2 separate regions of the Homo sapiens genome follow, and region 2 is linked to region 1. A link is an interaction called in ENCODE POLR2A ChIA-PET data of the cell type or tissue named here. Cell type or tissue: PC-9. All regions are shown on one strand.

The links. ChIA-PET counts read pairs that join two places held together with the same protein. Peaks named below come from ENCODE experiments on the same cell type or tissue, not always from the same donor. Only the 100,000 strongest peaks of a DNase experiment are listed, where the experiment ranks them.
Region 2: POLR2A ChIA-PET joins it to region 1 with 19 read pairs; 3 of 35 experiments call an interaction of 5 or more read pairs at or near these places.

What each region holds. Positions count from the first base shown.
Region 1 is chr3:36,250,529-36,255,528 of GRCh38, reverse strand. No RefSeq gene overlaps it. Among named protein-coding and RNA genes, the nearest start is that of STAC, 130 kb to the left of the region's middle. In PC-9, no CTCF peak of the experiment used is centred here; no DNase peak of the experiment used is centred here.
Region 2 is chr3:36,369,882-36,374,881 of GRCh38, reverse strand. The region is part of intron 2 of LOC124906227 (a long non-coding RNA gene); the gene reads left to right. Among named protein-coding and RNA genes, the nearest start is that of STAC, 8.1 kb to the left of the region's middle. In PC-9, no CTCF peak of the experiment used is centred here; DNase peaks (open chromatin) are centred at 1,641 and 2,211; H3K27ac peaks cover 2,012 bases.

The DNA of each region.
Region 1 (5,000 bases):
CGGTTTGCTGCACTTATGAACCCATCACGTAGATGTGAAGCCCAGCATGCATTAGCTATTTATCCTGATGCTCTCCCTCTCCTCCCTGTGTCCATGTGTTCTCATTGTTCAGCTCCCACTTATAAGTGAGAGCTGAAGTGAGAACATGCAGTATTTGGTTTTCTGTTCCTGCGTTAGGTAGCTGAGGTTGGTGACTTTGAGCTCCATCCATGTCCCTGCAAAGAACACGATCTCATTCCTTTTTATGGCTGCGTAGTATCTCATGGTGTATATGTACCACATTTTCTTTATCCAGTCTATCATTGATGGGCATTTGGGTTGATTCTATGTCTTTGCTAGTGTGAATAGTGCTGCAATGAGCACACACATGCATGTATCTTTATAATGGAATGATTATATTCATTTGGATATATACCCAGTAATGGGATTGCTGGGTCAAATGGTATTTCTGCTTCTAGGTCTTTGAGGAATTGCCACACTGTCTTCCACAATGGTTGAACTAATTTACATTCCTACCAACAGTGTAAAAGCATTCCTGTTTCTCCACAGCCTCACCAGGATCTGTTGTTTCTTCACTTTTAAATAATCACCATTCTGACTGGCATGAGATGGTATCTCATTGTGGTTTTGATTTGCATTTCTCTAACGATTATTGATGTTGAGCTTTTTTTCATGTTTGTTGGCTGCATGTATGTCTGATTTTGAGAAGTGTCTGTTCATGTACTTTGCCCACATTTTAATGGGGTTGTTTGTTTTTTTTTCTTGTGAATTTGTTTAAGTTCCTTGTAGATTTTGGATATTAGACCTTTGTCAGATGGATAGATAGCAAAAATTTTCTCCCATTTAGTAGGCTGTCTGTTCACTCTGATAATAGTTTTTTTGGCTGTGCAGGAGCTCTTTAGTTTAATTAGATCCCATTTGTCAATTTTTGCTTTGTTGCAATTGCTTTTGGCATTTCCATCATGAAATCTTTGACTGTGCCTATGTCCTGAATGGTATTGCCTAGATTTTCTTCTAGGGTTTTTATAGTTTTGGGGTTACTCCATCTTGAGTTAATTTTTGCATAAGATGTAAGGAAGGGATCCAATTTTAATTCTCTGCATATGGCTAACCAGTTCTCCCAGCACCATTTATTAAATAGGGAATCCCTTCCCCATTGCTTGTTTATGTCAAGTTTGTTGATCAGATGGTTGTCCAGTATCAGATGGTCTTATTTCTGAGTTCTGTATTCTATTTCATTGATCTATGTGTCTGCTTTTGTAGCAGTACTATGCTGTTTTGGTTATTTTAGCCTTGTAGTATAGTTTGAAGTCAGGTAGCATGATGCCTCCAGCTTTGTTCTTTTTGCTTAGGATTGTCTTAGCTTAGCTAGGTTGTCTTTGCAGATCATGTCATCTGCAAACAGGGACAGTTTGGCTCCCTCTCTTCCTATTTGAATACCCTTTATTTCTTTCTCTTGCGTGATAGTCCTGGCCATAACTTCCAATACTATGTTGAATAGGAGTGATGAGAGAGGTTATTGTTGTCTTGTGCTCATTTTCAAGGGCAAGGCTTCCAGCTTTTGCCCATTCAGTATGATATTGGCTGTGGGTTGTTCACATAAGGCTCTTATTATTTTGAGGTATGTTCCATCAATACCTAGTTTATTGAAAGTTTTTAACATGAAGTGATATTTAATTTTATCAAAGGTCTTTTCTGTGTCTATTGAGATAGTCACGTGGTTTTTGTCTTTAGTTCCATTTATGTGATGAATTATGTTTACTGATTTGCATATGTTGAACCAGCCTTGCAACCTGGGGATGAAGCTGACTTGATCATGGTGGAAAAGACTTTTGATGTGCTGCTGGATTTGGTTTGCCAGTATTTTATTGAAGATTTTTGCATCAATGTTCATCAGGAATACTGGCCTGAAGTTTTCTTTTTTTGTTGTATCTCTGGCAGGTTTTGGTATGAGAATGATGCTGGCCTCATAAAATGAGTTAGGGAGGAGTCCTTCTTTTTCAATTGTTTGGAATACTTTCAGAAGAAATGGTACCAGCTCCTAATTGTACTTCTGACAAAATTCAGCTGTAAATCTTTCTGGTCCTGGGCTTTTTTTGGTTGGTAAGCTATTTATTACTGCTTCAATTTCAGAGCTTGTTATTTTTCTATTCAGGGATTCGCCTTCTTCCTAGTTCAGTCTTGGGAGGGTGTATGTGTCCAGGAATTTATCCATTTCTTCTAGGTTTTCTAATTTATTTGCATAGAGGTGTTTATACTATTCTCTGATGGTGGTTTATATTTCTGTGGGTCAGCCGTGATATCCCCTTTATCATTTTTATTGTGTCTATTTGATTCTTCTATCTCTTCTTCTTTATTAGTCTAGCTAGCGATGTATTTTATTAATTTTTTCAAAAAAAATCTCCTGGATTCATTGATTTTTTTGAAGGGTTTGCCATCTCTCTATGTCATTCATTTCTCCTCTGATCTTGGTTATTTCTTGTCTTCTGCTAGCTTTTGGGTTTCTTTGCTCTTATTTCTCTAGTTCTCTTAGTTGTGATGTTAGGGTGTTGATTTGAGATCTTTCTAGCTTTTAGATGTGGGCAATTAGTGCTATAAATTTCCCTCTTAACTCTGCTTTAGCTGCATCCCATAGATTCTGGTACATTATATCAAATATCTTTGTTCTCATTGGTTTCAAAGAACTTCTTGATTTCTGTCTTAATTTCATTATTTACCCAGGAGTCATAAAGGAGCAGGTTGTTCAGTTTCCATGTAGTTGTATAGTTTTGAGTGAGTTTCTTAATCTTGAATTCTAATTTGATTGTGCTGTGGCCCTAGAGACTGTTATGATTTTAGTTCTTTTGCATTTGCTGAGGAGTCTTTTATTTCCAACTATGTGATTGATTTTAGACTAAGTTCCATGTGGTGCTGAGAAGAACGTGTATTCTGTTGTTTTGGTGTGGAGAGTTCTGTGATAACTGTCTGGTCCATTTGACCCAGAGCTGAGTTTAAGTCCTGAATATCCCTGTTAATTTCTGTCTCAGTGATCTAATATTGACAGTGGGTTGTTAAAGTCTCCAACTATTATTGTGTGAGAGTCTAAGTCTCTTTGTCAATCTCTAAGAACTTGTTTTACGAATCTGGGAGCTCCTGTATTAGGTACATAGATATTTAGGATAGTTATCCCTTCTTGTTGAATTAAACCCTTTACCATCATGTAGTACCCTTCTTTGTCTCTTTTGATCTTCATTGGCTTAACTGCTTTTTCTGTTTTCCATTTGCTTGGTAAATTTCCTTCATCCTTTTACTTTGAGCCTGTGTGAGTCTTTGCATGTGAGATGGATCTCTTGAATACAGCACACCAATGGATCTTGACTCTTTATGCAGCTTGCCATTCTGTGTCTTTTAATTAGGGCATTTACATTGAAGGTTAATATTATTACGTGTGAATTTGATCCTATCATCATGATGCTAGCTGGTTATTTTGCAGACTTATTGATGTAGTTGCTTCATAGTGTCGTTTGTCTTTGTACTTCAGTGTGCTTTCGTATTGGCTGGTAATGGCTTTTCCTTTCCATATTTAGTGCTTCCTTCAGGAACTCTTGCGGGGCAGGCCTGGTGGTGATGAATTCCCTTGGCATTTGCTTGTCTGAAAAGCATTTTATTTCTCCTTTGCTTATGAAGTTTAGTTTGGCCGGATATAAAATTTTGGGTTGGAAATTCTCTTCTTTAAGAATGTTGAATATTGGCCTTCAATTTCTTCTGGCTTGCAGGGTTTCTGTTGAGAGGTCTGCTGTTAGTCCAGTGGGCTTCCCTTTGTAGGTTACCTAGTCTTTCTCTCTGGCTGCCCTTAACATTTTTTCCTTCACTTCCACCTTGGAGAATCTGAAGATTATGTGTCTTGGGATTGATCTTCTCATGAAGTGTCTTACTAGGGTTCTCTGGATTTCCTGAATTTGACCATTGGCCTGTCTTGCTAGGTTGGGGAAGTTCTCCTGGATGATATCTCAAAGTATGTCTTCCAACTTGGTACCATTCTCCTCATTTATTTTAGGTACCCCAATCAGTTGTAGGTTGGGTTTTTTTTTTTTTTTTTACATAATCCCGTAGTTCTCCATGGTTTTGTTCATTCCTTTTCATTCTTTTTTCTCTAATCTTGTTTGTCTGTCTTATTTCAGCAAGATAGTCTTCAAACTCTGAAATCCTTTCCTCTGCTTAGTCTATTGACTGTTAATACTTGGGGTTGCATTGTGAAGCTCTCATGTTTTGTTTTTCAACTCCATCAGGTCATTTATTGCTCTCTCTAAACTGGTTATTCTGATTAACAGCTCCTGTAATGTTTTCTTATGGTCTTAGCTGCTTTACATTGGGTTAGAACATGCCTCTTTAGCTCAGTGAAGTTTGTTATTACCAACCTTCTGAAACTTACTTCTGTGAATTCATTCATCTGAGCCTCAGCCCAGTTCTGAGCCTTTGTTGGAGAGGCATTGTGATTATTTGGAGGAGAAGAGGCACTCTGGCTTTTTGAGTTTTCAGCACGTTTTTCATTGATTCTTTCTCATCTTCATGAGTTTATTTAGCTTTGATCTTTGAGACTGCTGACCTTTGGATGGGGTTTTTGTGGGGAATTTTTGGTTGATGCTGTTGTCGCTTTCTGTTTGTTTTTCTTTTAACAGTCAGGCACCTTTTCTGAGGGTCTGCTTCTGTTTGCTGGGGGTCCAGTCCAGTCCCTATTTGCATGGGTCCCTCCTGCACCTAGAGGTGTCACCTGTGGAGACTGCAGAATAGTAAAGATGGCTCCCTGCCCCTTCCTCTGGGATCTCCATCCCAGAGGGGCACCAACCAAATGTTAGTGGGAATGCTCCTGTGTAAGTTGTCTGGTGACCCATGTTGAGGGGATCTCATCCAGTCGGGAGGCATGACCCACTTAACAAAGCACTCTGATTTCTCCTTGGTGGAGGGGGTGCACTGCACTGGGGGGAATCTCACTCATCTAGACTACCTAGATTCTTAAGAGC
Region 2 (5,000 bases), 120 kb before region 1:
TTCAAATTAATTTTGATATTATGCATAGTATCTCTAAAATTCTTTTGCAAATAGCTTTACCATTAGTCAAGCAGTATTCAAGAATACTGAAGAAATTTAAAGTCTTCTAAAATTCCACCACTTATTGGTAAAATAGCATTTTAGTGAACTTCCTTCTAGATGTGCATGCATATATGGGTACATTTTACATTTGTATTTATTCGTATTTACATAAAATGATCTCAGGACATTAAGCATTTTTGTAACATCCTTTCCCTTTAGTAATATATCATAGAGATAGTTCTGTGTCAAAAAATATAAGTATATATCATCCTTTTCTAATGACTGTGTGTTTTCCCCTGAATAGATGCACAGTAATTTATTTATGAGGGATCATTTATGCTTTTTTCCAGGAACTGTTAGAGAGCAATTAGAAACTCATTGTCTCTTTCTAAATAGCAACCTGGCAAGGTAAGTACTATTAGACCCATTCTGTAGATGAGGTAATCAGAAGCCTGAGAGGGTTTATGACTTCCCTAATGGAATATGGTAAGTGCAGAGTGGGGAGTCTAGCCCGCATCTTCAGACTCTAAACCTCAGGCTTCTCACAGTACCTAAGCAAACAGTAAAACTCAGTGTGATCACTGTTGTGCAAGAGGTCTGCACAACATGATTTGAGAGCATGTGCAGGGAAAGGATAAGGTTCACCAAACGGAAAGGATGCTGGAGAAGGTTCCAGTGGAATTTGAAGGGTGACTATGATTTTTCTGGAAGGATAAGGGGAAGCAAAGAATCTTGAGCGAAATGCATGGTGTCAGTACAAACATGGAGGTGTGCATGTGCAGGCTTTGTTCAGTTCTGGTTCCACAGTTTTATTTTTTTTTCCTTTGGGAGTAACATTTACTGATCATATGGGCAATGCTTGAAAAAAGGGAAAGATTAGAGCCAGAAAAATGCTTTGAATAATAGTTTTAAGTACTTTTACAAATGGCCCTTGAGGAAACTTGGATCTCAGTCAGCCTGGGAGGAATGCTACTGTTTTAACTAGTAATAGCGGGGGGGAGGGGGGAAAAAGCATCATAGGGATTGCTGGAGGGTTAAATGGGTCACAGAGTAAAAAGGAGCCAAAATTCAGAGCTCTGAGAGACACACATAGAATCTCCATTCCGGGAAGCCAGACACAGAGAACTCTGGTTCTCTTTGACACAGAAACCCGTTGTGTATATGGGGCCCTAAAATTTAAACACACATATAGCTTGCACATTTACAACCTCTAAAGGATTATGAATATCCCACTTAATCATTATGTATCTTAAATGAAGTTCCTAAAAGTGAGCAGTAGAATTGCCTTTCAAAACAAAGAACAGGAATTCCAGCAAAAATGGATAATAGTTGATGCTCTTTATACATAATGCTTTGTACTTACTTTGAAATATGTTCCAAAAGTTTGTAGAGCCATGCTGGCAGCAAATGAATCTCAAAAATTCTTTCTACTATATTTTTCAGGATGGGGGTTATATGACTGCTTTGTCTTTCTGCCTCCTATAACCCTCTATGTTTCTCCAATTGCTCCCTTGGCAGCCATGAACCATCCATCAGGCACTTGACAATTGGCCTGGAAAAGATGACTCAAGCTTTAAGCCTTAAATACCAAGTTTCTTCCCTCCATAGCTGAGGCAAACTTACCCATAAAGCCCAGACTTAAGAAACATACCTATGTTTAATCTACCTTTGTTCTTGCAGAACTGGCCAAAAAAATATTGGAGATTTTTGTCTCTTCAAACAATAATAATAGTTAAAAATAGTTCATAATGATAGCTTATCAGATAGAGGGTACAGTGGGAGATAGTATGAATGCAGTTGTTATTCAGGCAGACCTTCTGAGGAGGTTTTTGACTGCATCTTGGTCCTGTTTCATCCCTAAAATGTAAGCTGCCAAAATGCCAAAGTCTACCAAGCAAATGGCTCAGTAATTTGAGGAAGCCCAGCCTGGATACCAACTCTGTATTGCACAGAATTGCTGAGTTCCCTAGAATGCAATTACAGTGCTAATGGATGAAATGAGATAAATACCCATATTTTAAATAAAAAAATATGCCCTATTTTTCCATTCACTTTTCCTCAACCACTTATGTAGTGAGTCACCATGTCCTGTTGTTTCTACCTCTTGTGTGGTCATGAGGTCAAGGAGTTAGTATTCAGCTTAAGATATTTGAGATTGTTATGAAATAAGGTGTAGATGTCTAATGAATGAAGTCCTTGTTTTATTCACCAATTTATTCATCAAAATTTGCCAAGGGCTGCTGTATACTAGGTGCTTTATTAGTTTTAGGAATATAGGCAAGTATATGCAGATTCCCTGACCCAAAGGAAAATTCAGCTTCATTAGAAAGGCAGAATTTAGGACAAATAACCACAGGTAGGCTGGGCTCAGTGACTCATGCCTATAATCCTAGCACTTTGGGAGGCCGAGGCGGGTGGATCACCTGAGATCAGGAGTTTGAGACCAGCCTGGCCAACATGGTGAAACCCTGTCTCTACTAAAAATAAAAAAAATTAGCTGGGCATGATAGCACATGGCTGTAATCCCAGCTACCCAGGAGGCTGAGGCAGGAGAATCGCTGGAATCTGGGAGGTAGGGGCTGCAGTGAGCTGAGACCACGCCACTGCAATTTGGCCTTGGCGACAGAGCGAGACTCCATCTCAAAATAGTAATAATAATAATCATCACAGGTATGAAGAGACAGCTGTGGGAATCTGGAAAAGAAAGGGCTAATTGAACTGAGGGGTCCAGGGAGGATTTACCAAAGAAAGAAGTTAATAGTGAAAGGTAATGGCAGTTTTTCAGAAAGAGAAGAGGTAGGTCATTCCTGGCATCTTAAGATTGGTATATATCCAGCTTATGTTTTCTTGTGGTATGCTGTGTTGGCTATTTATTTATATTTAGTGTTATTACGTTGGAGATATTGAAAGGACCCAGAATTGAGTTATTCATTGCACTGTCAAAATTAGTCCTTGCAATCCCATTTCTCCTTTTAACTTATTTAATTAGCAGTTCCAAATTTACTCTCATCCTCACTCAAAATCCCCTTCCTTCAAATGATACTCACTATAATGTTTTAAAAATGTATATCGTAGACATTCATGCATATTTTAAAAATATGTGGAATTAAAAGTGTTTTAAATTGCATTCAACATATTGCACTATGGCATATTTCCTCTTTCTTTCTTTCTTTTTTTTTTTAAGATGGAGTCTTGCTCTGTCACCCAGGCTGGAGTGCAGTGGCGTGATTTCGGCTCACTGCACCCTCTGCTTCCCAGGTTCAAGTGATTACCCTGCCTCAGCCTCCCGAGTAGCTGAGATTATAAGCACCTGCCATCATGCCTGGCTAATTTTTGTATTTTTAGTAGAGATGGGGTTTCACCATGTTGGTCAGGCTGATCTTGAACTCCTGACCTTAGGTGATCCACCCGCCTTGGCCTCCCATAGTGCTGGGATTACAGGCGTAAGCCACTGATCCCAGCCTATATTTCCTCTTTCAGGAAACATAGTTTGATTTTTAAAACTACATTAAAAGTAAAATGTGCAACAGTATTTAAAAATCATTGAATACTCATGTTGTTGAATGTTTTCTCTTTCATTGTTGTGTAGAATTCTATTGTTTGGATCTGCCATGATTTCTTTCATCCACTGTGTGTTGATGAACAGCTGAATTGTTTCTATTTTCAGCTTATCATGAATAGTGCTACTATGAACATTCTTGTACATGACTTTTGATGCTAACATGTAAGTGTAAATTAAGGATTCCAGTTGTTTTCTTCAACACTTATACAGTCATTATTTTTAATTTTATCACTGCGACTTTATTTGCATTTTGCTGATGATTAATGAAGTTTAACACTTTGTCACGTGGTCATCGGTCATTCAGTTACTCTCACAAACATAGTTAAAAAAGTCAACACAGAAGAGTTCATATTGTATTATATAATATACATAACGTTCAAAAATATCCCCACTAATCCCTAGCATTAGATGTGATGACAATGATTATCTTTGGGGAAGAGGGATAGATAATTTATAACTGGGAAGAAACACTATAGCTTTCTAGGGTGCTAGTAAACTGCCATCACCTCACTTTTGGTGGTGGTAATTCATTTGTGAGCTTTTCTGCAGATATATTTCAATAAAACCTAAACATTTACCTAAAAATTTGATAAGATGTAGATAACCCAAATAAAAGTGAGTAGACCCCTGCTTGTTAGTAGAAGGGGCAGACATATTTTTCCCTAGCTCTTTAATTGTCTAAGGACAATTAAAATCCCTTGACGTTATGTATAAAACTGACATAACAAGACTCTAAAAGGCAGACTGAAGAAAGTGGAGAGAAGAAGAATGCACTCATATGTGCTTTCAGGACCCAAGGGATGACACATTGGTGAGTTCCCTGGATTTTCTTTTTGCCTTATATATCCCAGACTTGGAGATGAAGAAGCTTGCAACCCAGAAATGCCAGTGGGAACAGACAAAAAAAGCACTAGCAAAAGCCTGCTCTCTTTAGCCAATGGACCAAAAAAGGGAGCAGGCAAGCAAGAGAGAAACTTACAGACAACAATTGCTGTATTCCAGCCAAACATGCAGAAAACACCATGGTTCTACCCCGACCTATACCAGTATAGGCTAAATGGGGAACCCAAATTTTCACACTCATTAGGGTATAAAGAGGCACCTCAAAAAAAGTAGGGAATCAGGTCTTTAATCCCCACCAGCTTATAATAAGGCCCACCTATAGTGTCAGTGGAGACCAGTGAGGAGTGAGACTTTCATCTTTACCCAACAGTAATAAAGGCCATCCTCCCCTAGAGGATCTGGACTTCAGCCTCCACCTGGCTGTAACAAGGTGGTACCTGCCCCACTTCCTCTGCAAGAGCAGTGTCAGAGAAAGCCAGCTAAAAGTAAAGATAAGATTCAGAGTCTCGTGACATAATACAAAATTGTCCATGTTTCAATAAAAGTATTCATT